2 separate regions of the Homo sapiens genome follow, and region 1 is linked to region 2. A link is a loop called in an ENCODE intact Hi-C map of the cell type or tissue named here. Cell type or tissue: lower leg skin. All regions are shown on one strand. Links, peaks and the distances in the headings refer to the core of each region. The heading gives the core; the rest is flanking DNA.

The links. A loop is a pair of places that touch in the nucleus more often than their neighbours do. Peaks named below come from ENCODE experiments on the same cell type or tissue, not always from the same donor. Only the 100,000 strongest peaks of a DNase experiment are listed, where the experiment ranks them.
Region 1: a loop joins it to region 2, with 35 times the contacts of the local background. A loop is called at or near these places in 14 of 110 quality-filtered maps.

The regions. Positions count from the first base shown.
Region 1 is chr1:29,388,438-29,403,447 of GRCh38, reverse strand. No RefSeq gene overlaps it. Among named protein-coding and RNA genes, the nearest start is that of LINC01756, 46 kb to the right of the region's middle. RefSeq lists a silencer at 8,785-8,985. In lower leg skin, for the core only: no CTCF peak of the experiment used is centred there; a DNase peak (open chromatin) is centred at 7,177.
Region 2 is chr1:30,401,345-30,416,354 of GRCh38, reverse strand. No RefSeq gene overlaps it. Among named protein-coding and RNA genes, the nearest start is that of MATN1-AS1, 310 kb to the left of the region's middle. RefSeq lists enhancers at 3,070-3,569, 3,570-4,071. In lower leg skin, for the core only: no CTCF peak of the experiment used is centred there; a DNase peak (open chromatin) is centred at 7,964.

The DNA.
Region 1 (15,010 bases), core at 5,970-8,469, 1.0 Mb after region 2:
TCCTCAGCAAATGTAAAAGAACAGAAATTATAACAAACTGTCTCTCAGACCACAGTGCAATCAAACTAGAACTCAGGATTAAGAAACTCACTCAAAACCGCTCAACTACATGGAAACTGAACAACCTGCTCCTGAATGACTACTGGGTACATAATGAAATGAAGGCAGAAGTAAAGACGTTCTTTGAAACCAACAAGAACAAAGACACAACATACCAGAATCTCTGGGATACATTTAAAGAAGTGTGTAGAGGGAAATTTATAGCACTAAATGCCCACAAGAGAAAGCAGGAAAGAACTAAAATTGAGACCCTAATTTCACAATTAAAAGAATTAGAGAAGCAAGAGCAAACACATTCAAAAGCTAGCAGAAGGCAAGAAATAACTAAGATCAGAGCAGAACTGAAGGAGATAGAGACACAAAAAACCCTTCAAAAAAAACAATGAACCCAGGAGCTGGTTTTTTGAAAATATCAACAAAATTGACAGACCACTAGCAAGACTAATAAAGAAGAAAAGAGAGAAGAATCAAATAGGTGCAATAAAAAATGACAAAGGGGATATCACCACCAATCCCACAGAAATACAAACTACCATCAGAGAATAGTATAAACACCTCTACGCAAATAAACTAGAAAATCTAGAAAAAATGGATAAATTCCTCGACACATACACCCTCCCAAGACTAAACCAGGAAGCAGTTGAATCTCTTAATGACCAATAACAGGCTCTGAAACTGAGGCAATAATAGCTTACCAACCAAAAAGTCCAGGACCAGACGGATTCACAGCCGAATTCTACCAGAGGTACAAGGAGGAGCTGGTACCTTTCCTTCTGAAACTATTCCAATCAATAGAAAAAGAGGGAATCCTCCCTAACTCATTTTATGAGGCCAGCATCGTCCTGATACCAAAGCCTTGCAGAGACACAACAAAAAAAGATAATTTTAGACCAATATCCATGATGAACATCCATGCAAAAATCCTCAATAAAATACTGGCAAACCGAATCCAGCAGCACATCAAAAAGCTTATCCACCATGATCAAGTGGGCTTCATCCCTGGGATGCAAGGCTGGTTCAACATACGAAAATCAATAAATGTAATCGAGCATATAATCAGAACCAAAGACAAAAACCACATGATTATCTCAACAGATGCAGAAAAGGCCTTTGACAAAATTCAACAGCGCTTCATGCTAAAAACTCTCAATAAATTAGGTATTGATGGGACTTATCTAAAAATAATAAGAGCTATTTATGACAAACCCACAGCCAATATCATACTGAATGGGCAAAAACTGGAAGCATTCCCTTTGAAAACCAGCACAAGACAGGGATACCCTCTCTCACCACTCCTATTCAACATAGTGTTGGAAGTTCTGGCCAGGGCAATCAGGCAGGAGAAAGAAATAAAGGGTATTCAATTAGGAAAAGAGGAAGTCAAATTGTCCCTGTTTGCAGATGACATGATTGTATATCTAGAAAACCCCATCGTCTCAGCCCAAAATCTCCTTAAGCTGATAAGCAACTTCAGCAAAGTCTCAGGATACAAAATCAATGTGCAAAAATCACAAGCATTCTTATACACCAATAACAGACAAACAGAGAGCCAAAGCATGAGTGAACTCCCATTCACGATTGCTTCAAAGAGAACAAAATATCTAGGAATCCAACATGCAAGGGATGTGAAAGACCTCTTCAAGGAGAACTACAAACCACTGCTCAGTGAATTAAAAGAGAACACAAACAAATGGAAGAACATTCCATGCTCGTGGACAGGAAGAATCAATATCATGAAAATGACCATACTGCCCAAGGTAATTTATAGATTCAATGCCATCCCCATCAAGCTACCAATGACTTTCTTCACAGAATTGGAAAAAACTACTTTAAAGTTCATATGGAACCAAAAAAGAGCCCGCATTGCCAAGTCAATCCTAAGCGAAAAGAACATACCTGACTTCACGCTACCTGACTTCAAACTATACTACAAGGCTACAGTAACCAAAACAGCATGGTACTGGTACCAAAACAGAGATATAGACCAATGGAACAGAACAGAGCCCTCAGAAATAATACCACACATCTACAACTATCTGATCTTTGACAAACCTGACAAAAACAAGAAATGGGGAAAGGATTCCCTATTTAATAAACAGTGCTGGGAAAACTGGCTAGCCATATGTAGAAAGCTGAAAGTGGATCCCTTCCTTACACCTTATACAAAAATTAATTCAAGATGGATTAAAGACTTAAATGTTAGATCTAAAACCATAAAAACCCTAGAAGAAAGCCTAGGCAATACCATTCAGGACATAGGCATGGGCAAGGACTTCATGTCTAAAACACCAAAAGCAATGGCAACAAAAGCCAAAATTGACAAATGGGATCTAATTAAACTAAAGAGCTTCTGCACAGCTAAAGAAACTACCATCAGAGTGAACAGGCAACCTACAGAATGGGAGAAAATTTTTGCAATCTACTCATCTGACAAAGGGCTAATATCCAGAATCTACAAAGAACTCAAACAAATTTACAAGAAAAAAACAAACAACCCCATCAAAAATTGGGCAAAGGATATGAACAGACACTTCTCAAAAGAAGACATTTATGCAGCCAACAGACACATGAAAAAATGTTCATCATCACTGGCCATCAGAGAAATGCAAGTCAAAACCACAATGAGGTATCATCTCACACCAGTTAGAATGGCGATCATTAAAAAGTCAGGAAACAACAGGTGCTGGAGAGGATGTGGAGAAATAGGAACACTTTTACACTGTTGGTGGGACTGTAAACTAGTTCAACCATTGTGGAAGACAGTGTGGTGATTCCTCAGGGATCTAGAACTAGAAATATCATTTGACCCAGCCATCCCATTACTGGGTATATACCCAAAGGATTATAAATCATGCTGCTATAAAGACACATGCACATGTATGTTTACTGCAGCACTATCACAATAGCAAAGACTTGGAACCAACCCAAATGTCCAACAATGATAGACTGGATTAAGAAAATGTGGCACATATACACCATGGAATACTATGCAGCCATGAAAAAGGATGAGTTCATGTCTCTTGTAGGGACATAGATGAAGCTGGAAACCATCATTCTCAGCAAACTATCACAAGGACAAAAAATCAAACACTGCATGTTCTCACTCATAGGTGGGAATTGAACAATGAGAACACTTGGACACAGGAAGGGGAACATCACACACCAGGGCCTGTTGTGGGGTGGGGGGAGGGGGGAGGGATAGCATTAGGAGATATACCTGATGTTAAATGACAAGTTAGTGGGTGCAGCACACCAACATGGCACATATATACATATGTAACAAACCTGCACATTGTGCACATGTAGCCTAGAACTGAAAGTATAATAAATATATATATAAAAGAAGCAGCCAGGCCACATCTTGAATGTTTTATGGCTTGGAAATTTCTTCCACCAGATACCCTAAATAACCACTCTCAAGTTCAAAGTTCCACAGATCCCTAGAGCAGGGGCACAATACAGCCAAGCTCGTTGCTAAAGCATAGCAAAAGTGACCTTTACTCCAGTTCCCAGTAATTTCATCATCTCCATCTGAGACCTCTTAAGCCTGGACTTTGTTGTCCATATCACTATCAGCATTTTGGTCACAACAATTTAACAAGTCTCTAGGAAGTTCCACATTTTCCCTCATCTTTCTATCTTCTTCTGAGCCCTCTAAATTCTTAGAACCTCTGTCTGTTACCCAGTTCCAAAGCCGCTTCCACATTTTCAGGTATCCTTATAGCAATATCCCACTCCTGGTACCAATTCTCACAAAAAATTATATAAAGAAATACCTGAGACTTGGTAATTTATAAGGAAAAGTTAATTAACTTTTTAATTCAATTAAACTTCTTTTCTTTATAAATTACCCAGTTTGCAGGCTGTACAGGAAGTCTGGCAGCATCAGCTTCTGGGGAGGCTTCAGGAAACTTACAATCATGGTGGAAGGCAAAGGGGAAGCTGGTACATCTTGCATGGCTGGAGCAAAAGGAAGAGAGAGGAGGGAGGTGATACATACTTTTAAACAACCAGATCTCATGATAACTCACTCCCTCACTATCACAAGAACGGCACCTAAGGGATGGTGCTAGCCTATTCATGAAAACTTTGACCCCATGATCCAATCACCTCCCACCAGGCCCCACCTCCAACACAGGCGATTACAATTTGACATGAGATTTGGTGAGGACACAGATCCAAACCACATCAGACTGTATCTCCAAGCCAGGGGTTGACAAACTAATCTAACCCACGGTTTATTTTTGCATGGCTCATGAGCTAAGAATGGTTTTTTATCATTTTAAAGTTTAGTTAAAAATTATAAATACCATCGTTGCTAGTCTATATCCCAGCACCAGTCTTAGTACCAATTCTATGTCAGTTGGGATCTAGTCAGAAGGCAGGATCACACAGTAATTTTATCAGGAAAAGCCTGATATAAAGAATTATTGCCTAGAGCTGGGAGCAGTGGCTCAAGCTTGTAATCCCAGCTACTCGGGAAGCTGAGGTGGGAGAATTGCCTAGCCCAGGAGTTCAAAGCTGCAGTGAGCCATGATTGCACCACTACACTCCAGCCTTGGCAACAGAATGTGACGCCCCTCTAAAAAAAAAAGAGAGAGAAGAATGATTGCCTAATGATGGCATTAATTACTAAGGAGTAAAGAGAATGCTAGGCAGACATAGCCAATATGTGGAGTTGAGGCAGAGTACTCAAGGGATAAACAAATTTGAAAGAACTCCCACTCCCGTGCTATGATTCAGACCTCACTGGAGAGGGTGTGGCTGTAGCCACTGAATGGTAAGGAAGTTTCTGAGATTCCACAAGCTGAGGTTGGCAAGCAGGAAACCCACTGTGGTGCCAAACAGGCTTGCCAGCAATCTGCTCTCTGGGGTGCTACCGTACCTTGTGGGGAAATCCACCTCCTCTGCAAGATGGAAATAACAATAGTACCCACAGGGTGGTTGTGAGGGCTGTATGATTCTATGTATGTGAAAGACTAAGAACACGTGATGTTTTTCTAAGTGTATTAAAGTGTAGTTAAGCCGTTGATGAATGTTAGCTATGCTATCACTATTATTATTATTATTACTAGAATAATAATCATCATCATTATCACGAACATCACCATTATTACTGCCATCTCCATGGAAAGAAAAGAGAACTTTCGAGAAGTTGTCTGCCTAGTGCCACTCCCGGGACCCAGCACGCTGGAACCCAGGCCCCAGCCTATCTGGTGTCAGAGACCATGCTCTTTCCACTCATACCAAGCAAGAAGCCTCTACTTCGGTCTCTGTATTCAGTAAATAGGGAAGCTGAGGTTCTGAGACTATAAGGGACGCACCTGGAGCCACACAGTGGGAGAATTCGTTCCAGGCCACCCCCACAGCCTTCTCTGGAAGGAAGCTTGAAGGCAACAGTAATCCTGGTCACCTGTGCGAATGTGAACCCCCTTGACTAATGTCACCAGCAGCTCCTGTCCTTTACTTTCTATCTCCTTGTCCCCCACCTCGTCTCATGTTGATTTAACCTGCAGTTTTATGGTCAATCATCTCATAGTAAATCCATTTTAATCTCCCATCGGGTCACCCAAGCTGTCTTTTTATTAGGAAATAAATAATGCAGCACTTTATGCCACACTGAGGGTTAGCCCTGGGAGCCTGGCAGTGGGAGGAGAGGCTGCACAAGCCTGGAGGAGCCTCGAGACCCCAGAGACAGAGAGAGGTACAAGAATAATTACAAGACGACAGGCGTGTGGGCATGGTTTGTGCAAGACATGAAAGCTGTAATAAAATCGGCTTTGTCTCCAAAGCTCTAGGTGAGATTTTAAATGAAAGGTATCAGCTCGGGGATGCTGGCTGTGCTTAGAGATAAGAGCTCTTAACCTAAGACCCTGCCTGTTGCTTACCTGCCAAGCCACCTGAGCCAGCCTGGCCCTCTCTCAGCCTCAGCATCCCCATCTGACTGACAGGAGTCATTCACCTACCCTGATAATGAGGTCCAGGTCACAAGCTCCACCCAGAGAACCCTGGGTTGATGGCTTCTAAGTAGCCCCAGAGGTCAGCCCTGCCTCTCTCAGAGACCCCTAGGTTAAGGAGCCCTGGGGGTCAGCCCTGCCCCTCTCAGTTTCATCTCTCCTGACTCTCTAAGGAGAAAGGGCACTAGACAGGGAGTCAGGAAACCTGGGGCCTCAGCCTAGCCTGGACAATGATTTGCTGTATAACCTTGGGCAAGGATCTTCCACTCTTGGGGCCTCATCTGTAAAATGGGGGACATGCTGGACACTAATGTTCTTTTCAATGTTCCAGTTTCTGGGGCCTGCCCAGGTTGACTCACTCAGTGGAGGGAAGGTGTGGGGGCTGAAGGGAGCCTCTCTGGCCAGCTGCCCCGCTGCTGCCCGTCTGTGTCCCTCCACCTCATTTCCTTATCCCTGGGGGTCCCATCTGGCCCTGTCTTCATGCCTGCTCCCCAGTTGCCAATGGAAGCATTTCAGTGCATCTCAGTTGGATGCAGAGAACTGAGTCTCTGCCTCCAGATGGCGATGTCCTCTCCTGCTCCAAGCCCTAAACTTAGATGCATTAAACATGAAAATCAGAAGCTCTAGCTACTTCCCCAAGCTGTCATCCTGCAAACTGTGCCTGGAAACGTGGTGCCAAATAAGAACAATAACAACAACACTGCGACTCACTGAACGCTGACTATCGAGGCACCGGGCACTGCCTTCAGGATTCACACGAATTCATCCATTTACTGCTCACAACAAGCCTACCAGAAAGCAATGATTATCCCCATTTTACAGAGGCAGAAACTGAGGCACAAAGAAGGTCAGAGGACTAATAATAGCCAAGCATGGACAGGACTAGACACTCTGACTCTTGAATCCTGATCATGACCCATAAGACCGGCCTTATTAGCTCCAATTTCCTGGACTTTGTCCCAGAAGACCCCAGAGGCAAGCTCAAAGGGATGCTGGCTCCATAGGAGGGCAAGGACTGGCCCCCATCAGCCCCTTCCCTGAGGGCCCCAGAGCCTCCCAGGGATACTTTCCCTACAGAGAGTGAAGCACACTCAGCCCGGCCTCCAGGAGTCCCCAGTACTGCCCAGAAAGGAGAGGCGGGGGTTGGGCTCACCCCCGGGTGTGCAGGCAGAACTGCATTGGGTGGGGCTGGACCCAGGGCAGCCTGAAGACCCCATGACCCTGAGAAGAAAGTCACGGAGCCTGAATGCTCTTAGTGAAGGGAGCACCGGGGCTTTCTGGGTAAGAAAAAGTTCTGGAGTCTGGTCACCCTTCTGGAGGCTGGAGACAGCTCTGGCTGAGCCCAAGGAAGTCATATATCAACACCTCATCTTGCCCCTCAGAGAGTCACCCCAGTACTGGCCACCACCACATTCAGGAAGTGACCACTGGCAAGGACCAGCTTCCTTATTTGTGCCTGGCTGGTCCCCTAGGACCTTCCCAACATACTTCACAGATTATTATTGTCTTAAAGACCAAAAAAAAAAAAACCAGAGCTGATTTCAGAGCTGTCATGGGACAGTGGGGAAGAGGAAGGGCTAGAGGTCAGGGCAGAGGTCTGGGTGACTTAGTAATGGAATGAACTTGTGGCCTCCAGCAATTCACTTCCCACCTTGGCCTTGGTTTTCTTGGTTGTAAATGGGAGCAATGACCTGACCTTACCGGGCTCAGAGAATTCAATGTGATCACGTTGATGGAGCTTTGACTTTGACACTTAAAACTGTGCGATCACCTCTTTGCTTTTGATGGAACATCTTTTCGTGACCTGGGAGGGAGGGAGGCACCAGCCAGTGAGAAGGAACAAGAAAACACTTAAAGTAAAACATGCAGCATGCCTTAGCTTTGAAAATCCAAACCTTCCTCGCAGGTTCAGGTCCAGGCCAGGACGCTCCCGCTGAGTTCTGGCTCTGCCCCTGCTCCCCACACTCAGGGGCTCCTGCTCTGCTTCTGTGTCTGGGCCAGAGCAAAATAGACACCTGGAGCCCGGCCAGCCCCTGGGTTTCTGCCCAGAGAAGGGCCGGGCACCCAGGCAGTGGGAAGGTGCTAGGAGAGGGGCCAGAAGCCACTGGGGAAGAGTGTGTGTGGTGTGTGTGTGTGTGTGTGTGTGTGTGTGTGTGTGTTAGAGAGAGAGAGAGAGAAAGAAAGGGAGAGAGAGAATGGGTAGGTACAGAAAGAGAGCAACAGAGAAACACACACAAGAGATTGGCCTGGCCTGTCCACCCTTCCGCCTGTCCTTGTCCTCTCCCACTTCCATGTGGCCTTGGGTGACCTCAGAACCTTGGTTTCCTTGGCTGGGAAACAGCATGATGCCCATCTCACAGGGAAGGTGGGAGGCTAGAGATGAGGGGTGTCAAGGGTCTGCTTGGTGCCCAGCCTAAGAGGGCAATTTAGCCTTCCTGCCTCTGTCCACCTGCAAACTTCCCTGACCCTCATCCACCAGCAGAGCTGAGGCCTGTGGTGGGCTCCAAACCAGCCTGCCTCAATCCCCTCCTGGCCCCACTGCCTTTTCGCTGGGGCCCTGGGCTGTGGCTTGGCCCCTGTGACCCGGTGGCTCCTCTGTACCTGGGGTGACCACAGCCCTGTCCCACGCTCGGTGAGTCCCCGCACAGGGGTGCTCAATACAGGGTTCCCACGGGTCCCCATGCTCAGGGATGGGGGGTGGCACCAGCCATGAGGCTATGCCCAGAGGTTCCCAAGGGAGCATCCAGAGGAACCAGGTCCACCGGGCACCTGTGTCACCTCGTCCAGGAAACCAGGACTGCTGTCAGGTGTTTACTGCTTGGTAAACATTTTGATGTTTCATTCATGAAACCTGCCTTTTCTGAGGTCTCCTGCAGTACAGACTGGAGTGAAGAATTTAATGAGAGCTGGGCCTGTGGTCCCTGAACAGCTCCAAGCACATGGCTCCCAGGAGGCCGTGTCTGCACTCAGAGCAGGAGTCCCCATCCCCATCCCACAGGTCACAGAGCAGGAGGGATGTGCTGCACAGGGAGGTGAAGTGGAGTCATCTCAATATATACAAACACACACAGTCGATGGATGGGGATAACAGTTCAGGCTTTTCTTTTTGCTTTTTTTTTTTTTTTTTTTTTGAGATGGAGTCTGGCTCTGTCGTCCAGGCTGGAGTGCAGTGGTGCAATCTCAGCTCACTGCAACCTCTGTCTCCCAGGTTCAAGCGATTCTCCTGTCTCAGCCTCCTGAGTAGCTGGGACTACAGATGCACACCACCACGCCCAGACAATTTTTAGTAGAAATGGGGTTTCACCATATTGGCCAGGCTGGTCTCGAACTCCTGACCTCGATGATCCACCTTCCTCATCCTCCCAAAGTGCCGGGATTATAGGCGTGAGCAACAGCGCCCAGCCTCAGTTCAGGCTTTTCGAAGAACATAGTAGGTGCACAACAAAGATTAAGGAAGGAAGGGAGGAAGGGAGGAAGGGAGAAGGAGGGGAGGAGGGGAGGGAGGGAGGAAGGGAGGAAGGAAGTGGGGAGGGGGGAGGGAGAAGAAAAAAGGGACATTCCATCACAGATATGTCTTGGTTTCCAGAATGACCCTGTGGATTGTGGGGGTGGCTGCTGTTAGCTCTACTTCTAGATGTGGAAGCAAAGGCTCAGAGAGATTAAGTGACCTGCCCAAGGACACACAGCATCAACAGGTACTCCTGACTGCTGGGGAGCGCTGAGTCTGCCTCTCCTTTGACAGACAGTGGAGCTCACACTCAGGGAAGGGAAGTGATGAGCCCAAAGGCACGAGCCAGTGTGATGCCAGAGTTGCCAGGACCTGCACCCAGCACTTCTATGACCCAGGACAGGCTCAGCTCCTGCACCCAAGCTGCCTCTTTCCTCTAGGCTACTCTGTACCCCCTTCCTCCTTCTCCTCCCACCCCAAAGCCTGCAACAGCCTCTGTCCCAGCCCTACCCTGTCCACAGTCTTGGGAGACCAGATGTCTGGCACTTTCCAGGCAAATGGAGATATGAGGTGCCTCCAGCCCTTTATAGACCCCAATAAGATGTTCTCCTTCTATGTCCTGTCCCCATCAAAGGCCAGGGGAACAAGGACACTCAACAAATGTTCCACATCATCCCAGAAGTGGGCCACACAACCCCCTGATGCCAGGACTCCAGACTGACAAGTGCAGTACTGAAATACCTCTTAGGCCACTGACACCAGACCTCACTGCCAGGCCTCTGCTTACATACCTCCTGTGATGGAGAGCTTACTCCCTGCAAGTCACCCACCATATTGAGAGAGCCCTGTTAGAAAGCCTTTCCTTAGCCTTCAGCTGAAATCTGCCTCTGTGACATTTATTCTGTCCTAAATACAATTCCCGGGGCTACACAGGATCACTTTGTCCTTTCTCCCTTTGCCCTAAGGCAGCTCTTTAAGTATTTGAAAGAATGATGCTTGTCACTTACTCATTCATGAAACGTTTACTTGAAGGCAACATCGCAGTTTTTTTCATTCCTCCATCCATTCACCCACCCATCCATTCATTCATTCATTCATTCATTCATTCATTCATTCATTCATCTGACTGAGTGCCAGGCCCTGGGCTGCCTTCTGTGCATACAGCTGTCAACAAGCCACAGTCTCCACCTGCAAAATGCCCCCAGCAGGGTGGGGGAGACCACGAATAAACCCACAATCGCACAAAATATTTAAGTGCTATGATGGGGGGTGCAAATAGTTGGGGGAGCCCGGAGAAGGCCACAGGGGTAGGGAGGCATGAAGGGCAGAGGAAGCAAGGAATGTCTTAGGGTCTGAAGTTGGAGAGAGACTCCTCCACATCCTGGGAACTGAAAACGGGAGGGAGCAGCCTGAAGCTGGGCAGGGGGATGGGGTGGAAGGATGGGTGAAATCAGACTATGCAGGGCCCTGGAGGCCATCCTTCCCACATGACCCTGCAGCTCTGTACCCCACCTGGATCTCCTCTGCATCCTGGACAGCCCAGGAGGCCAGGGCCCTACATGACCTTGGTGTTCAGAGGTAGATGTGAGACCCAAGGGACCTCAGAGCCAGGAGCAAAGTAGAGAAAAGCCTGCAAGGGACTCGGGAGTCTAGGCCAGAGCTGGGGGGCCAGGCCAAGGCAGGAGGACAAAGGGACCTATGTTGAGCCCTGTAGGAGTTCCAGGTCCTGTGCCAGGTTCCCCCATGTGCAGCATCCAATCTGGTCCTCACTACAGTCCTACAGGACACAGCTCATTAATCCACCTGACAGGTGAGCTGAGGGATGCTCCCTCACATTTCATCTCCTGTCATTCCCACAGCAATCCTGTAGGGAGGAGGTCATTCGTTCTCTTCGGGGCTTGGAGACTTTTCCTAGCTCACACAGGACTCCAACCCAAGCTTAGCCTATGTTCAGGACTCCACTGGAGTGGTGGTCAGGGAGGCTGGACTGTAGTGACTGGATAGTCTAGTTCAAGGAAAGGCCCTTGCCTTGGGCTCAGGCTCTGGGGCTGCTCAGCTCTGCCCAGGGCTCGCTTCCTAAAGACCAGGATCACTGGGGCTAAGGGCTCAGGTCTGGGTCAAACAGACCCAGGTTTAAGTCCTGCCACAGTACTCACTGGCTGCTCCCCCACCAGGCCATGGACTCCAGGGATCAGAGGGACAGTAGCTGGGGGCCTAGAGGGGTGGATAGGAGGGTGGACTCTGCTGTCAGATGCAGAGTCCAAGTCTTGGTTCCGACACTGAGCAGCCATGCCCTAGGAATGCCACGTAAGCTCTTGAGCCTCAGTGTCCACATCTGTAAAATGGGGTGATAACAGCCCCTGTCATCAGCTGCTTGTGAGGGGTCAGTAACCATGGGGTGGGTGTAGCAGAGCATTCAGCACTGTAAGTGCCCCACCAATGGCAGACCAGATACTTATCTCCACCTCTTGGTTCCCGGGCAGCCCTGAGAATGTCGTCAGTGGAAGGAGCCCTTGGGTGATGAATGAATCCCTCCCTGCCATATGATCCTCCCTGAGCCTTTGATTCCTTATCTATAAGACAGGGCTGGTGACATCCATGTCACAGAGCTGCGCTGAGGATAAAGCTGAGACCCTGAAAGCCCCACCCCAGTGACTAGCAGCAGACAGGGCCCGGGGATACGGTCCCCTACTTTCCCACCGAGCTTGCCCCTGTCACCACTGCGACGGGCTTCCTTTCCCTGAGTCTCCGTGGGGAGCCTGGGATGCTTCTCCTCTATGCAAGGTTGGAAGGCATTTGGTGCACTGGACGGCTGGTAATCCCATGAGCAGGCATTTGTCACGTGCAGGTGATGAGCAAAGCCATTTACACCGCTATTATCCCACTGAGTCTCCCCACAGCCCCAACAAGGCAGGGACATGATGCCACCACTTTGCAGGTGAGCAGGTCAGAGGTGCACAGTGACTAGCCCGAGGCCCCACGGGTGGCAAACAGTGAGTCCCAATTGGAACCCAGCCACCAGCCCCATCGACAACCCACTCTCTCAGCCACCCACCCTCCCTGCAGAAATAACAGTGATGAATGACCAGAGGTGACAGTCCCAGAAGGAAGGCTGAGAGAACTGAGTCCTCTGCTTCCTCTCCAGGAGACCCAGTTCCTCAGCAGGAAGGAGGCTCCACATCTGGCTGCTGCCCCCTGATTGACTGTCCAGGACAGATCTGCCCAGGACACCATCTCCCACTGTTTGATCTTTTGAGCTGAGCAAGCCCCAGGACAGAAGGTGAGCTTGGCGTTTGCTAAGATTCCTGCAAGACGGGGGTCAGGGAGAGGCCAGCCAGGTTGGAGGAGGGGCGGGGTAGGGAGTCAGCATGAGAGGTGGAGGATGCTTATCCAGTCCCCTCCTGCACTGGCTGCCCCTTGCTCTTGGCAACTCAACGTCCCTGTTCTTCTCCCCCCTCACACTGTTACATCTGCACTCAAGAACAGATCTGCTTGCACTGTGAATATGGACGGAGAGGAGATGATCACTGTTTGGGGGCCACAGAGGGTTCCCTCTCCTGATGCGAAGGAACTGGTAGAAACAAAGGGTACAAGCTTTGGGCTATATTTTGGGATCGAGTCACCTAACCTTTCTGGGATCAGTTTTCTCATCTATAAAATGGGGTAATAGATCATGCCTTGGAAGGAAGTGTGATAATAACACATGTAGAATTCTCATTGCTGGGCAAGCCTACAGCAAGACCCAGTAAGTCCCAGCTGCTACTGTTATTGTTAAAATAATAACCATCTGGTCCAAGCTCCCTAATTGTACAGAGAAGGAAACTGAGGCCCAGAGACAGCAGGCCTCAAAACTGTGAGCAGGGGAGCCTGAAGGAGATCCCAGGTCTCCTGAGCCTGCAACCCCAATCTTGGTGGGTCTCAGCCCCACTGGGATCTTCCAGGAGTCCTCAGAGAAGCCTGATAATTCCCACTTTCAAGAGGTCATTTTCTATAAGAGGAAACACTCATAGTCTCTGGTATCCGATCCAGAGTCTGCCAGTCCCCTAAAGGGGTTCCTGTAATGGGTAGGGGTCTGGGAGACAGCCTGGAGACCCAGAGCCCAGCAGTGGCTTTGCAGAGACCTAGATACCCATTTAGCACATGCTGCCTGCTGGGAACGATGCCAGACAGTAAGCCTGGCAATACTGTGCTCAGATCCAGCCCTGCTGCTGACATGCTGTGGGCCTGGGCAAGTTCTTTACCTCTCTGAGCCTCAGTTTTCTCATCTGTGAAATGGAAATACAATATCTACTGTATGGAGGGCTATGAGGAATAAACATAATAATTTATATGGGGTGCCTGGCACACAGTAGGAGCTCTAGTGCTCTTCCCCTCAGCCCTGACTAGCCTGATGACCTGGATGACCCCTGAGGGATGATCCTCTGAGGGAACTGGCCTCAAGGCTTCCACCCTCCTCCCTGGCACAGCAGCTCAGGGTCCAGCAGGCCACATTTTCTCTGTGCATCCTTACAGATCAACAATGGCTTGCTCTGAGGGCCAGGCCAGGCGGCAGTGGGTGGGGGTGGGTGCAATAGTCATTCAGAGGAGACGGGGGGGTGGGTAAGAGTCACCAGGAAGAAAGAGACTCTACCCCTCGCTGATCGAAGATGGTGGTGAGGAGGTGGATGGTAATATTATGGTGAGGAAGATTATATCAGGTAGCTACTGTGTGTCAGTCATTTAAGTACGTTTCACACGTTAATGCATTTACTCTTCCCAACAACTCTAAAAAGTTGGTATCAATATCATCCCCATTTTGTAGGTGAGAAAACTGAGGCACAGAGAGCTTCAGCAACCTGCCCAAGGTCACACAGTTGGTAAGTGACAATGTTAGAATTCAGATCGATGGGTCCAGAGTCTACATTTCTAGCCACAGAACTATGACAGTGAAGTAATGGACACAAATGACGACAGCAGCCAACCGTTATCAACTGTTGACAGAGTGCCTGGCTGTTTAAGCACTTCACATTACCTCATTTAATTTTCACTGCGTTCCTATGAAGAAGGCAATACTTCCCCCCATTTTACAGATGGGAAACTGAGACTCAGAGAGTGAAGTGATACGATCTCGCTCTGTCCCCACCCTAATCTCATCTTGAATTGTAGTTCCCATAATCCCCATGTGTCGTGGGAGGGACCCGCTGGGAGGTAATTGAATCATGGGGGCTGTTACCCTGATGCTGTTCTCAGGATAGTGAGTGAGTTCTCACAAGATCTGATGGTTTTATAAGGAGCTTTTCCCCTTTGCTCGGCACTTCTCCTTCCTGCCGCCATGTGAAAAAGACGTGTTTGCTACCCCTTCTGCCAGGATCGTAAGTTTCCTGAGGCCTCCTCAGCCCTGTGGAACTGTGAGTCAATTAAACCTCTTTCCTTTATAAATTACCCAATCTCAGGCAGTTCTTTATAGTACCATGAGAATGCTCTAATACGTGGAGTAACCGGCCCAAAGGCTCAGTGATGGAACTGGGATTTGGACATAGCTCTGTCCAAAGCCTGTGCTTTTAGT
Region 2 (15,010 bases), core at 6,986-9,485:
TGGGGCAAAGCTCGGCTGAGAGGAAGGATTCAAGGATTGAGGCTATTGCAATTATTGTTATTGTTATATCTACAGAAATGACAGCAGATCCCACTGAGAGCCAAGGGCCAAATGGGAGACAGAAAACTCAAGTGTAGGGGGCTCAGAGGAGCTGCTCCCCAAGAGGAGAGAGTGATTCCTGCCCAGGCACTGTCCTTGCCAACTCTCCCCAATGCTTTCCCTTTTTGCCAGCTTATTAATGCAGCTTTCACCCCAATAAACATAAGCGTGGCCTCGCTCACTCTGAACCCTCTGCTAGGCTGAGGGAAGTCCCAGATCCTGTCACCACAGATACCACTGAGTGAGGATCAAATAGAGGGTGTCAGGCATGGCACAACCCCTCACCCACACCATCTCATCCAGTCCTCCCACCCCACAGGGCAGGAAGGTGCAAAGCCCATTTTAGAGATGAGGCAACTGAGTTCCAGGGAGGATACGTCACCTGACCAAGCTCTGTGAAGCAGAAAGTCTCCCTGAGGAGGGAGCTGAGGCTGGGAGGTCCAGGAGCTCACCCAAGGCCAGCCAGCAAGGAAGGAGGGAGCTGGGACCCTAACACTCCATGCTTCTGACCTCAGAGCTGCAGTTTTGAATCCAGGCCCAACCCCCACCTCATCCAGTAGAGGCTGAGCCTCCTCCAGCCCTGATTCCACCCTGATCCCCTTGGTCAGGGCTGGCTGTTGGGAAAGGTTGAGCTTACAGGGAGTCTTTCGTAATTACAAATCAGATGACATCACCCTTGGCGAAGGGTCTTAGGTGTTATTGAGGGGACTCCAGCCTTGTCTGCTGAGGCAGCCTCATGACCACACACCAGCACCTGGCTAACTGCAGCCCAGGGTAACCCAGAGCCCCCGGGAGGATGCTGGTTCTCACGGGGAGCTGGAGCTGCATGGTCTCTTCAGGCCTCACTACTGCCCCTGTGGGGTGCACAGTGGGCTCCACTTTACTCCGCAGAGGCTCTCAGAGGTGAAGAGAGGCCCAAGCTCACTCAGCTGGGGAAGAGCAGAGTCATGGTAGGGCTGCCTGGGCCCAGAGCCCCAAGCCAGCCCCTCTGAGCTCTCATCCGGGGCAAGGCAGCAAGGTGGACACACATGTCTGCAGCCATGCCTGCTGCTCCCAGCTCTCCAGTACCCAGATGGCTCAGCAGCGATTGTTTCATTACTTAAGTCATATCCAGTAATTATTGCTCCTTTGGCTGGACTTTGAGAAATGATCTTAGCCACTGAGGTGGAAGGTGAATGAGGAATTGCTGGAGAAGAAGGAAAAGGGATCATCTTGATGTAAGTCGAGCTGGCTCAGGATGCAGAGAAAGACCTGAGGTCAGAGAGGTCGGCCAGGGGTCCAGGGCAGCGGGCTTCCAGCCCAGAGACTCCATCACTGACTCCTGTATGACTGGGGCAGGCCCATGACCCTCCCTGAGTCTTGACTCTCTCTAAGACACTCCATACCCCCAGCCTCATCAGCCCTTCTCCCACAATATTGGCCATCACAAGACCTAGAGCAGACCCAGCCGTTCATGACTGGATGTGTGGCCTCCCAGGTCCCAGCCTGTAGAGTCTCTGTGGAGGCTGCAGGGTTGGCTCCAGGCTATGAGGTGGGAGATTTGGGCTGAGGTCCCTGGACAGGCAGATGCGGAGCTTAGAAGACAGAACGGGGCCTGAACAAGATAGGAGCCAACAGCTATTGAACTTGGGCTTGCAGGGCTGAGGTGGGGGACACAAAACCGACCTGAGTCTTAATATGCAAATGAGTTCCATAACTGGACTCCTGTTGACTTGGGGAGCTGTGCAAAGCCACGCCCTTGGAGAGGCTTCCTGCTTTCTGATGGAGTCACTCCCTGCACTTCCAGCCACATCTTCCCTTGATGATCCTACCAAAGGCCACTCCTCTCTGCTTCCCAAAGGTGTCCTGGGCCCCACTTCCTGGCTGTTCTTCCTGCTGCCTCCTCCATTTGGAATGCCCTTCCCTCCATCTGGAATGCCCGTAGGACGACCTACAACCCATGTCCCCACACTGCTGTCTGTTGAAACACCACGTATATGGAAAGTCCTGCTCACAACAGACCTTTCCCTGACCCCTGCCCAGGTCCCGCAGCCACATGTCGCCTCTGCCTCCTATGCTCCAACCACACAGAGGACAGAGATAAAATTCTCCTGGGGTAGCACACAGGGCTGGCTGCAGACATGCACGCCCACAAACCGGGCCCTGCCACAGCAGGCTCGCGGTCAGAGCCAAGATAAAGGCCCCTCTGCCTTGGAAGCTGTGATTCTATGAATTTTGAAGTGGAACGCATAGTGCTTGTCAAACCCCAAGCAGGCCCGTGTAGGGAGCTGAAGGCTCTATGTGGTTGGAGGCAGTGAGGGGGTCTCTGCAGGAGTGGAAAGAGTGTGGAGGTGAAGCCAGGCGGACAGGGTTTGCACCTGGCCTCACACTGCCTGGCTGCGTGGCCTGGGGCCAGTCTCCTCCCATCTCTGAGTCTGTCTCCTCATCTGTGGGATGAGGGTGGTGATGCCCACTGACCCGACGGTTGCCTGACCCTCACTAAGGTGCTCAATCAGTGTGAAACTGATCGTCCCCGAGGACCGTTGCTTATGTGTTACTTGGGTGCCCACGATATTTCTGGCATGCGGTCATGTGTGAACCTACCCCAGCCCTTTTGAAGCCACACAGAACAGGACAACCCGGTTGCCACTGGGGCCTCAGGAGGCTCCGTCTCAACATGGTAGACAATGGGAAGAAACAGTCCAGCAGCCAAAAATAACCTGGAGAGGAATTTCTGCTTTTATTTCCCTCTTTCAAGGAAAATTAAGGGTTTATAGCCCTTAATATCTGGCTTATAGCCCCTGTAGCATTTCCTGAAGTCCCCACTTCTCAGAAGGGAAAGCTGCAGAGCCCTTCACGAAGCCACATCTGCAAACTATTCCCTGATGAGGAGCTTGCTGGCTCTTTCCTCTGCCTCCTCCCCTCTTCGCCAGCTTCTCCTGCTCCCTCCCCAATCTTCTTCATTATACAGATTAGTTTATCTTTCCAGATCCTCTCCACTCTCGCCTCTCCTGATTCCGCAGTCCCCACGACTTTGGAGCCATCTCACAAAGATAATGTTCCCCTTTGAGGGCAGGAGAAGGGAAGAAGCGAGGTGGGCTGAGATAAAATTCTCCTGGGGTAGCACACAGGGCTGGCTGCAGACATGCACGCCCACAAACCGGGCCCTGCCACAGCAGGCTCGCGGTCAGAGCCAAGATAAAGGCCCCTCTGCCTTGGATGCTGTGATTCTATGAATTTTGAAGTGGAACTTTTGGTGCTTGTCAAACCCCAAGCAGGCCCAGGTGGGGAGCTGAAGCCTCTGTGTGGTTGGAGGCAGTGAGGGAGTCTGGGACCTAGAGAGACTGGCCAAGGAGGAGGGGCCTCCCCTTCCCCACCTAGGCCCCTTCACCAGGGCACACTGCAAGGCACCCATGTCTGTGCCAAGGTCTGTGCTGGACACTAGAGGTCTGAGTGAAGTGACTAGGACCTTGCCCCACTCACCCAGCCCCTGCCAGCTTCTGCCTCCACTCCTGCACGTGGCATGGGCTCCTGCAGTTCCGCTGAGCTCTGGAGGTGCCCTGGTCTGGGAGACAGAGATGGGGTGCACAAGCAGAAGCGGTGCTTGGAGACAGAGCTACAGTTCCATTCAAAGCAAAACAATGCCACTGCACTGTGATGACTGGTATGAGTCACTGTGATGCCTCCGAGCTGAGCCTCAGTGTTGTCACCTGACACTGACTGTGAGGAGTAAATGAGACAGTGCAGAAAGAGGACAGAACCCCATGAACCCAGCTGTGAGGCTCTGTCACCTTCTCCAGCCACGCCTCCCTAAGGAGCCCTGCTCTTCTGTGCACATCAGCGAACACCAGCACCACGGCTGGTCCCTCAGGGCAGGGCATGGAGGCCTCGCCTGCCTCTCCTCACAGGTCTTGGCTCACTGGTAGTAATGTAAGGAGCCACAAAGAACAGGGTGACCAAGTCATCCTCGTGGCCTGGGACTTCTCTGGTTTCAGCGCTGGAAGTGCCTCATACCAAGAATGCACTCGGTCCCTGCCAACTGGAAATGGTTGGTTACTTTACTAAGGGACAGAGTTGACCAGAGTAGGGTCTGGGCTCAAGCAGATGGGGAATTCAGGGAGCATTCAGAATTGAGGCCTCCCTCAGACTCCTCCACCGTCCAGGTGAGAGGGCACAGGTGGGAGTTTACCTGATTACCACACGGGGCCAAGGCAGGGCTGACAGACCCAGCCAGGTCTGCACGCTTCTCTGAGTATCCCAGCTTGAAACAGTGAAAGGAGCAGGTACTTACAGACAGAGCCACAACTCAATTCAAAGCAAAGCAATTCCACCACATTGTAATGACTCCATGGTTTACACACTCACTCGGTAGATTTCATGCTGCAAATGAATTCTTTTTAAAAAGCTGTATCTTTTCAGGAGTTCACGACTTTTCTCAATTTATCTCCCTTAACAGATCTTCCACAAGAATGAACAAGAGATGCTCTCATTTAAAAGAAAAGAAACAGAAAAGGTTATCAGCTAGTAGAGAGGAAATTCTGCTCTTAACATAATGTAGCTTAAAAGAAAATGCTGCATTTTGTCAAAGAGTCAGCGATGAGCCTCTTATCACATATTTGCTCATAAAGGCAGAAAGGAAGAATGCTAGCATGCCAGTGTCCCATCGTTAACGGGTGGAGGAGAAGAGCAGGCGGAGGAGGAGAACGATTTCTATGGGATTCTCAAAGTAAATGGGCAATTTTCATGCACATGGAGAATCTACTTCTGCAGACTGAGTTCAGGCCAGACCTGCTCTGTCAAAGCCCGACAGAGAGACCCGAGATGGTGAGGGCGGGAGAGGGACAGCGGAGGACCGTGCTATGGCTTGAGTGTGTTTCCCAAAGTTCCTTGTGTTGGAAACGTAATCCCTCATGCAACAGTGTGGAGATGTGTGATCTTTCAGTGATTAATGGATGAATGTGAAATGAATTCATGTCATTATGGTGGGAGTGGGTCTACTATAAAAACAAAGTAAGCCCCTTCTTACCCTCTCTCACGCACTCTCTCACCATGTGATGCCCTATGCCACATTATGACACAGCAAAAAGGCCCTCACCTAGTGCAGCCCCTCAGTCTTGGACTCCCCAGCCTCCAGAACCATGAACCGAATAAACCTCTATTGTGGATAAATTACTCAGCCTACAATGTTCTGTTTCAGCCACAGAAAATGGCTGAAACATTTGGGATTCTGGAAGGGACAGGCAGAGCGAATGAGAGCTGTGGAAATGATAACCCCTCCATGGGTCCAGACTTCACTGTCTAAAAGGTCACTCTAGACCCCCAGCTCAGGGTGATGCCTGCTGCCTTTGATCAGGTGAGTCTTCTGTGCCGGTGTTAGACACTTCACAAAGAATAACCAAGAGTTGGAGGGCAATGCATCATTTCATGAAAGAGGAAATTGAGGCTAAGGGAGGGGGAGGAACCTGCCCGGGGTCACACATCCAGCAGGCAGTGAAGCGGGACACCAATCCCAGATGTGGGACTGTGGAGCCCACAGTCCTGACCCCTGGGGTGTCCTGACTGGGGACTGGGGAGGGAGCCCGTCTATCAGGCGCTGGGCTGAGCATGTTACCTGGTAAAGGTTATCTCACTCCCTACTGCAGTCCTGGGAGGGGGCATTCTTATCCCCACCCCTGGCTCAGAGCAGTGAGGTCACTGGCCGCCCAGGGCCATGGAATCCTGTGCTTGGAGGAGGGTCCAATTCCCTCCACTCACGCGACACCCAGGGGCTCTTCCCTGCAGAGTGGCCCCTGGGACACAGCATTTCCCGAGCACCCTGCCCCTCTCTCCTTCCTGTGCCTGCCAGCACTCAGGCTCCCACCCACCCCTCACCCTGGTGCTGCTGTCCAGCCCCCTCCTGGGCTTGCTCTGCTTCCAGGCCCCTTGCTGGGCTCACCCACCATTACTGCAGCATCTCTGCCTGGTCTGAGAGGAGTCCCTGCTGCTGGGCTGATGGGAGAGAGGCTGGTTCACTCCTTCCAGGCAGTGTGAGCTTTAACAGGTGCTCCCAGAGACAGCGCACTCCACTGCAGTGGCCACACACAGCTTAAGAGTTGGACCTGGGGTACCATGTTGTCCAGAGGCATGATGCCCTGGTCAGGGGACAGAGGTGATGGGAGAGAAAGAGTTATTTATTCTTTGTGGGCTGCCTGGGGTTGTGTCCAGCTTAGGCCTTGACTTACTGTGTGATCTTGGACAGTAACTCCCCCAGCCCCTCTTCCCTTGCTGCCCCAGACCTCTCTGACTATAAGGTTATATGGTGGGTTAACTCAAGGGCCATTCCTAGCCTCAATTCTCTGGGAGCACCTGAGCCCTGGATGAGGGGTTCCACTACATTTCTGTAATCCAGGACGGCCTGGGCCGCTGGAAGTTCAGGGAGCTCACAAGAGAGCCCGAGAGAGGCCTGAGGTCCAGGCTACCATGCTTTGGAGCTGCCAATCCCCCCTCCTTCCCACTAGAGACCTCCTGTCATTGACTGTGACTCAGCTCTGCCCTCTCCCTCCTTCCCACTAGAGCCCTCCTGTCATTGACTGTGACTCAGATCTGCCCTCTCCACTCCATCCTCAACCCCAAGAGTCTTCACACCAATCTGCACCCCAGCTCCAAGCACAAGGCATTACAAGAAGGTCCAGTGGTTCCTACTTTAGACTACACAACAAAAGAAATGAAAACCCAGCCCACCGAGGCTTGGCCCCTGTGGGGATTTCCTTCCCCTGCTCCATCAGCCAGACAAGGCACCTGCATCGTGGGTCCTTCATTCCATGTGAATGGAAACCCCGGTCCCTGGCAGAAGTATTCATGCTTTGGTTGCATTTAAATTGCTGTTCTCTGGGCCATTTTCATCCCCTTCTTTTCCAGCCTCCAGCCTCTCATTTCTGGGGCTCCCAGCCCTCCCTCTCTAATGCACCCTTTTGTGTTGCTGCAAATTGCCTTCAGTTCCATCAAAGCAGACTGCCAGCTTTCCATAAAGTCCAAATTTCCTGGCCCTGAAGGAGAGGCTGGCTCTCCACCTTCTTTCCTTCCCTCCCAGCCAGGCACCAAGCCCTCATTGTCTCAGCCACAAAGGAGGAAGAAAGAGCACCTGGGACGTGACAGGAAGGTCTCCCCTGTGGCCATAAGAGCAACTCTCCATGAAGTGCATGAACCAGCCCAGTGGGCCCACCTTCCACGCGCACCCAGGAAGAAGAATTCACATGATCATCATGAAATAACATGGGTCATAACTCATGATCATGGAGCCCTTCCTGTGGGCCGGATGCCGAGCTGGGTTCTTTCAGGCACTCTCTTAGTCCTCACCAGAACTCTGTAAAGTGGGTGCTATGACTATCCTTACTCTACAGACATTGAGGCTTAGAGAAGTAATAAGCTCCCCCCAGTGGTCGGGTGTGGTGGCTCACGCCTGTAATCTCAACACTTTGGGAGGCCGAGGTGGGCGGATCACGAGGTCAGGAGATTGAGACCATCCTGGCTAACACTGTGAAACCCCGTCTCTACTAAAAATACAAAAAATTAGCCGGGCATGGTGGTGGGCGCCTGTAGTCCCAGCTACTCGGGAGGCTGAGGCAGGAGAATGGCGTGAACCCGGGAGGCGGAGCTTGCAGTGAGCCGAGATTGTGCCACTGCACTCCAGCCTGAGCGACAGAGCAAGACTCTGTCTCAAAAAAAAAAAAAAAAGCTCCCCCCAGTTCACACAGCTAGTAAGCAGCAGAGCATGTCAGAGCCCTGCATATGCTGATGAGCGAGCCCTGTGTATATCTAGGTGTCCCCACACCAACAAGCCCTGCCCATGGGCATTGAGAATGCACTCCTGTTTCACTGATGACACAAATTCCCATGTGCAGTGATGCATGTGCCCTCGTGGACACAGGTAATCCCGGTGCCCAGGTATCCCTGATGCAGCCTGGCCAGATGGCCTTTGGATTTAATGATGGATCCCAAAACACCCTCCACTTATGCCCCACTCCAGGCCCAGGGGGCTGCTTGGTAAAATGATCATGAATGAGTGAATGAGTGCTGCGTGATCATGAATGAATGATCTGAGTGCTCCCTCCCCACATCCTGGTGGCAGCCATGGGCACTAGAAGGACCCACAGATCTCCGCTCCTTCCTCCCCTTAAACTCATTTGCCCATTTATAAGCCTCTCACACCCACTGCCTAGGCGGGGAAGCCAGCCTTCCTCAGCGACAGAGACAGTAAACCGAGGCTGTCCTGGCTGAATCAGCTCCAACGTGGGCTATCAGGCATGTGAATTATGGGCTCCCAGCACTTCATCACCCTGAGTCACTGTCTTATCTTTATTCATTCTGGCAAATTAAATTAGCACTGCCTTTCTAATCTTTTCTCCAGAGCCACAATAGTGGCAAAGAGAGAACTGGGGAGGGGGATCTTGGCAGTTATTCTGGAAAGAACACCTTGCCAATCCAAGGGGGGTGGGGGGCAAGTCACCTTGTCTGGTGCAATGTCTGATGTACTTTTGATCTCGGCTCCCTGCCTCCAAGAGGCCCACTGCCTTGTAAAATGCCAGGCAGGCAGACCTCCTGGGGATGAGGTTTGGGGCCTTCCCCAGGATGAGACAAATTTCTTTTCTTCATTTCCTTTCACCACTGAAGAGGAGTCAGCAACTCTCCTCCAACTCAGCTGACCCGGCTGCAGGAATACGATCCCATTTCATAGAGATGGATGTGGAGGCTTAGAGGTGTCAGGACAGGAGACTCACCAGAGGCAGGAGCAAGTAAGGGTCATGTGGACCCAGGACTGTCGCCCCCCCATGTGGGGGTCCCTAGTGCAGAGGCTGCATCTTGTCCCTGGTGGGCACCCTGGGGGTGCTTGAGAGGCTTTGGGTTGTGCCCACCTCCGGCCGCTCATGGCTCAGCGATTAGCTGCCTAAGTGGCTCTGGGCGTAGGCTTGATGATCAAATGCTGGGCAGGTCTCTCTCCTTCCATCAGTGCATCTGGTTCAAAGCTAAGAAAAGAGAAGTAACCTGTGCTAGGTGCAGATGGATCCCCCTCCGCCTCTGTGTCACTAAGGGCACGCGGGTGGAATGCAGAGTGCGTCTTGGCGGCTGGACTTGGGAGAATTAACTTCTCCACTCAGGGCTTACATTTCAGGCTGCTGTGAGCAGAGGCAGTTGGTGATGAAGCGGAGCGGGAGGTGGGGAGGGGAAGGTGCGAGCTCCCAGCCCTGATGCTCCAGCGTCTATGGCTTCTCTGCTTCCTCTCCCCATCGCAATTTGTGTGTATATTAATCTCTCCCTATCTTTTTTCTGTCTTGCTATCTGTGTCTTTTTTCCCTCTCTGCTCTACACTCCATTTTTCCCCACCGTCTGTCTGAATTGTATCTGTCTCCCTCCATCTCTGTCAGGGTTTGCGTCGGGGCTCTGCGTGGTGTGTGTGTGTGTGTGTGTGTGTGTGTGTGTGTGTGTTTCTCACTCCCTGGGTGGGTGCCTCCATCACACTCATTTTTAGAGCCTTTCCCAAAGGTTCTCTTTCTCGTCCATGTGTGTTCGTGTGCACACACGTGTATGTGTTTTGTGTTTTTTTTAATGTATTTTGCTGCCTCTGTTATCCTCTTGGTGTCTTGTTCTCCTTGGTTTTGTTCCCCCCTCTCTGTGTGACTCTCTCCTCTCTCCACTCTTCTCTCTCTGCAGCTGGCCTCTCTTACCCCATCCCTCTTGTGTTTGCTCCCTCTCTCCATGGTGGGCTGGCTTTTCTCTCTCCCCAGCCTCATATTTACTGCTGATATAAACAGGGAAGCCTGGGAACCTCTGATTGGATGGCCAGTTCCAAAGGAGAGTTGGTCATGGTTTGGGGCAGGCAGGGAGGGGGATCTTGGCAGTTATTCTGGAAAGAACACCTTGCCAACCCAAGGGGGGCGGGGGGTGAGTCACCTTGTCTGGTGCAATGGGAAAAAAAATCAAAGCACAAGTCCTGTACTTTCCACTTCTTGTGGGACCTTGGCCAAGTCACCAAACCTCTCTGAACAATTAATAAGATGGGGCCATTGTAAAAATGAGATGAGATGATAGGTGTAAAACAGGAAGCCTAGTGTACAGTGTGGGGTGCAAGAAATCAAGGGGTGAGTTGAGACTCAGAGGCAGCCCTGGCATTATCAAAGGTCTATGGGCTCCAGGTAGGGAGTGGGGGGAAGCTCCCCTGTCTGTCGAAGGAGAGGTGAACTCAGTGCTCCCCAGTCAGGAGTACCTGCTGATGCTGTGTGTCCTTGGGCAGGCTGCCTAACCTCTCTGAGCCTTTGTTTCTCATACAGAGAAACCTCTGAACCTCAGTTTCCCCATGTACACCTTGGGTCATGATGCTTGCCTCACGGGGCTGCTGTGAGCAGTGGATGAGATCGTGGTCTGCCATATCGGGAGCTGGGCCAGTAGCGGGTCCTGTCTGTGTTTCCAGCAGCTACCCGGCTGTGCCTGGCCCTGTCCTGCTGAGCTTCGGGCAGGTCTCTTCCTGCCTCCTGGCTCACGGAGAAGCCCCTGCTCCCCTCTCTGATGCTGAACACCCTGCCTGTTCACAGATATGCCTTGGTTTCCAGAATGACCCCTGTGGTTTGGAGGGTGGCTTAGGTTCTTGTGGTATGCAGCATAAGGTGTCATTCCTCCCATAAGTGTCTATTGGCGTGAGTTAAATGCAATGGGTTACAGGAGAAGAGAGGGCTTTATTTTAGAAAACAGGCACCTGGGGATAAAAACAAAAATGATTCTGAGGAAGGGGACGCATGCACCAGGCTCCTTCCATCCCCTACCTCAGGGCGGGGTTTCCAGTTTCCAGGGGAGAAGTGTGCAGGCCCGAAGCATTGCCATATTCAGGAGGCTCTGTGTGAGGCTCAGGACTCAGGCAGTGCTGCTTAGGGGGCCAGGTATAACCCAGGGTCAAGAGGTGGGACATTCTCCCCAGAGCAGGCCACGGATCCAGCATAGCCTGGGCCTTCTAGGGTTTTAGGATGAGCACAGTGCAGAAATTCCATGCCCAGCCCTCAGCAGAGGTGCAGGATCCAGGACACCAGCACCGGTGGCAGAGGCAGGAGGCCCTACTGATGGCCTGTTGGGGTGGGCAGTCCACAAAGAGGGCAGAGAGGATGGCTGAGGATGACACCTGAGCATGTGGGTGCCCACTATGTGTGCTTGGAGTAACTAGGGAGGTGGAGCAAGAGATGAGGATCTGCAGCATCTGGGTGGGCAGAGGTCTCTCCCCTGTTGCCAATGTGGTCCCTTTATTTTTTGCAGGCTGGGAAGGAGGATAATCTGTGCTGCCCAGAGCAGCAGGCTCTGAGGGATGCTGCGTTCTAAAAGATGCTGACAGGTGCTTCCCAAAAAAGGATTCCATGCTGAAATCTGCTTGGGTGACTGTATTAGATTTTCATCTTTCTTTTTGACTTGTTCTCTGTAACAAGCTGAATGTCTCGGGGCTTTTAGAAGCAAATGCTTCTCTTTCTGTCTCATGAGTCCATGGCCCATGGCCTAGGGTGGGGGGCTCTGCTTCAGGCTTCCGTGGGTTCTGGGGCTGCTCCTTAGGCCTGTTCTGAGCCAGCGGCTCCATGTTCTTCTCATGATCTCTCCCAGCCAAAATGTAAAGGGGGCACATGGGGAAGCAGGGGAAGCCTCCTCAGGCCCCAGCGGACAACTGGGAGCTGTTGCTTGTGTCCCATGGGTCAGCAAGAGACACGTCACAGCACCCAACATCAGAGGGACAGGGAAATGCGTTTTGCTCCACCCGGTGCTCTGCAAGGTCACATGACAGGGGGAGTGGGGAAGGAGCTGGGAGTAAAATCCCACCTGCCACCTTAACATCGCAGGCTGAGCCCCCTCTTGCAGATTCACCAGGCACCCAGGCCCCAGTGTCACCAGCGAGGGCCCCCAAGTCCTCCAAACTCCTTACCTTTAACAGCATTTAAACCAGCCTGAGCCCCTGCCCTGTGTGCTGTGGGGTGGCCGGAGGTCTCCCTAGAGTCTGCAGTTCCCTGGGGCTTCAGATTGTCGGATTCTCCTCCCTGTGGTTTCTTGATGCTGCTCAATTTTATCCCCCTGTTTCCTTGGGCTGCTGTCTCTCCACACTAAGCTCAGGGCCTGAGCTTGCAGATCCAGGCCTTTCCTCTGTCTGGCTGAACAAAGGGCCATCTATTTTGAGTTTCTACCCTTTAGTATTATAAAACACTGTTGAAAGTGGATGATTATGATTATGACTTGTTATTTTTTCCCCATACATGATAAAATTCTTTCCCTATCTGGCTGGTAAGCTAAAGAGAACACTCTAAAGATTTCTCTCCTGCCGGCTCCTCCTGCTGGAGCTGGCCCCAGGCACTGTGGAGAGTTCTCTTTCATCCCGCTGCACATGTTAGCACCTGAAAGGTGGACTTGGACAAAGCCACAGATCTTTCTTTGAATGTCTATTCCCTGCCCTCTGACCTTGGATGTGCAGGAAGAGGCATCTAGGATTTAGGGTTGTTGTGAGGCTTAAATGAGGGAAATTGTGTCAAGGCCCCTGGGCATTGGTAGGAATGCAGTCAGTGTTAGTTCCCCTCTTCTTTAGAGAATATCCTCACCTTAGGATGACCCTATAATTACTGTCCAAACCAGGACATCTGAGAGTGCAAGGCGACACTGCTGTTAACTACACTGAGGCTACAGGCAGAAACTGGGACTGTCTCAGGCCAAGTGGGACTTACGGTTGCCCTGTCTCGTCCAGACCTCAGCACAGACTCCAGCTCCTCCATTCACCCGCTCCCATCTCCGCACTGATGGCCCATGGTGACTGCATGGGGATTCCCCACAGGCTGCCTGCTGACCTTGGGACTTGATCATCAGTGGTGCCTTATACCTCTCCAGGGTAGAGTCTGCGATCAGGGCTTACATGCGGGCATGCTGTACTAACTCCAGCCTTGTGCTTCTCTGCTGGGAGCTGGTCCTTAGGTCATCTTCCTTGGCCCTTTACGACAGTTCAACTGAGGCCCCTGGGAGAGGTCCCTATCTGCAGAGCCTCCAGCCCCATACAGTAGCTGCCTACTCCAGGCCTCTCTGCAGAGCGGGCACCAGACTTCCCTGGACCAGCTGGGGTGAGGGTGGGCAGTGTAGGGACTGGAAAGAGCTGGATAGACCTGGGTGAGATCCTGCTCTGCCACTGTGTGACTTTGGGCAGATGGCCCCACCTCTCTGGGCCTCGGTTCCCTCATCTGTACAGTGGTGGATCTAGTTGCGCCTCCCTCTCAGGATTGTCATGAGAACCTAATGGGTCCCTGGAAATCACCCAGTCTCATTTCTGTCTCCACAAGGTCAACAGTACCAGTTCCTGAAACACACACACACACACACACACACACACACACACACACACACACACACTGCATGCAATCATATGTGCACATACAGCCACACTCACCCCTAGAATGTTTTTGCTTTTCTTGCTTCTCTCTGATTCACAAATTTCCCCTTCCTTCAGGGGTGCCCCTCAGAACCTCCTCCTCCAGGCAGCATCCCCAGGATTCGCTAGAGCATCAGCTCCTCGGAGCACCCCACCTCTCCCCCTGCTACACTCTGCAGGTCTCTAATGGACCTTCATGACCCGTGGGTCACCTTGTCCCACCATTGACTGACAGGTCTTTTGCCCTCTGGACTGTGGTCCCCTTCATGGAGAGACCTTATCCTGCCCTTACACAGGGGCCAGCCAGGGCAGAGGCAGAAAGAGATTCACAGGATGAATTAAATGGGACTCCTGGGAGGGAACAAAGGAGTGAGGACGACTCCAGATGTCTCTCCTCCTTCCAAATCCATGGGCTGCATCACACATTCAGATTGCATCGCCAAGGGCCACTCTTCAATTGTCTCCCCCAACACAGAGGATGCCTATTGCTCTGTCCGTCCAGGCAGTCCATCAGTTCTGGGAAAAGCCTCTTGTTTGAGGCAATGCCAACCCCTCTCCTGACCCCCCAAACTCCATCTATGTGATCCTAGCGGTAGCTGCCATTCACCTTCCAGGACAGGGTCATGAGAGACCTTCCCTGGGAGCTTCCACATCAGAACCCAGGGTGGGCAGCTCCCACCTCTCTGATGTGACTCCAGGAAGGAGGACCCTGAGGTATGACCCATGGCTCATGACCTGTGGCTCTCAGCTTGAGCTGTGGAAGATGCCATTTGTGGTAGAGGAGGAGGCAGTGGACACTAAGGAGGCAATTTGTTTCTGAAGGAGGAAGCAAGCAAACTTGAGGGAGGGAGGAAGGGATGGAGGGAAGGAGGGGGAGAGAAAGAGAGAGAGAGAGAGAGAGAGACAGAGAGAGAGACAGAGAGAGAGAGAGAGACCCAGTGTTCCAGCCTGATATGGCTTGGCTACGTCCCCACCCAAATCTCACCTTGAATTGTAATAATCCCCACATGTCAAGGGCAGGGCCAGGTGGAGATAATTCAATCATGTGATGGTTTCCCCAATACTGTTCTTGTGGTAGTGATTAAGTCTCATGAGATCTGGTGGTTTTATAAATGGGAGTTCCCCTGCACAAGCCCTTTTGCCTGCCACCATGTAAGACACGCCTTTCTCCTCCTTTGTCTTCCCCCATGATTGTGAGGCCTCCCCAGCCATGTGGAACTGTGAGTCCATTAAACCTCTTTTTCTTTGTAAATTACTCAGTCTCAGGTATGTCTTTATCAGCAGTGTGAGGACAGACTAATACACAGCCCTTCCCAGGATTGGTTATAAGAGACAATGCATTTCTTACCTGGCTTACATCATGTTTCTGTCACTTGCAGTCTAAAAGTCCTGGCTATCACACTGTGTGTGCACAATTCTTGGGTAAATTATAAGCTCTGTGAAGGCAGTGAGTGACCAGGCGCTGCTTGGCGTGGGAGGGCAAACAGGCAGTCTGTGGTCAGAAGACTCAGATTTCTCTCCTGACTC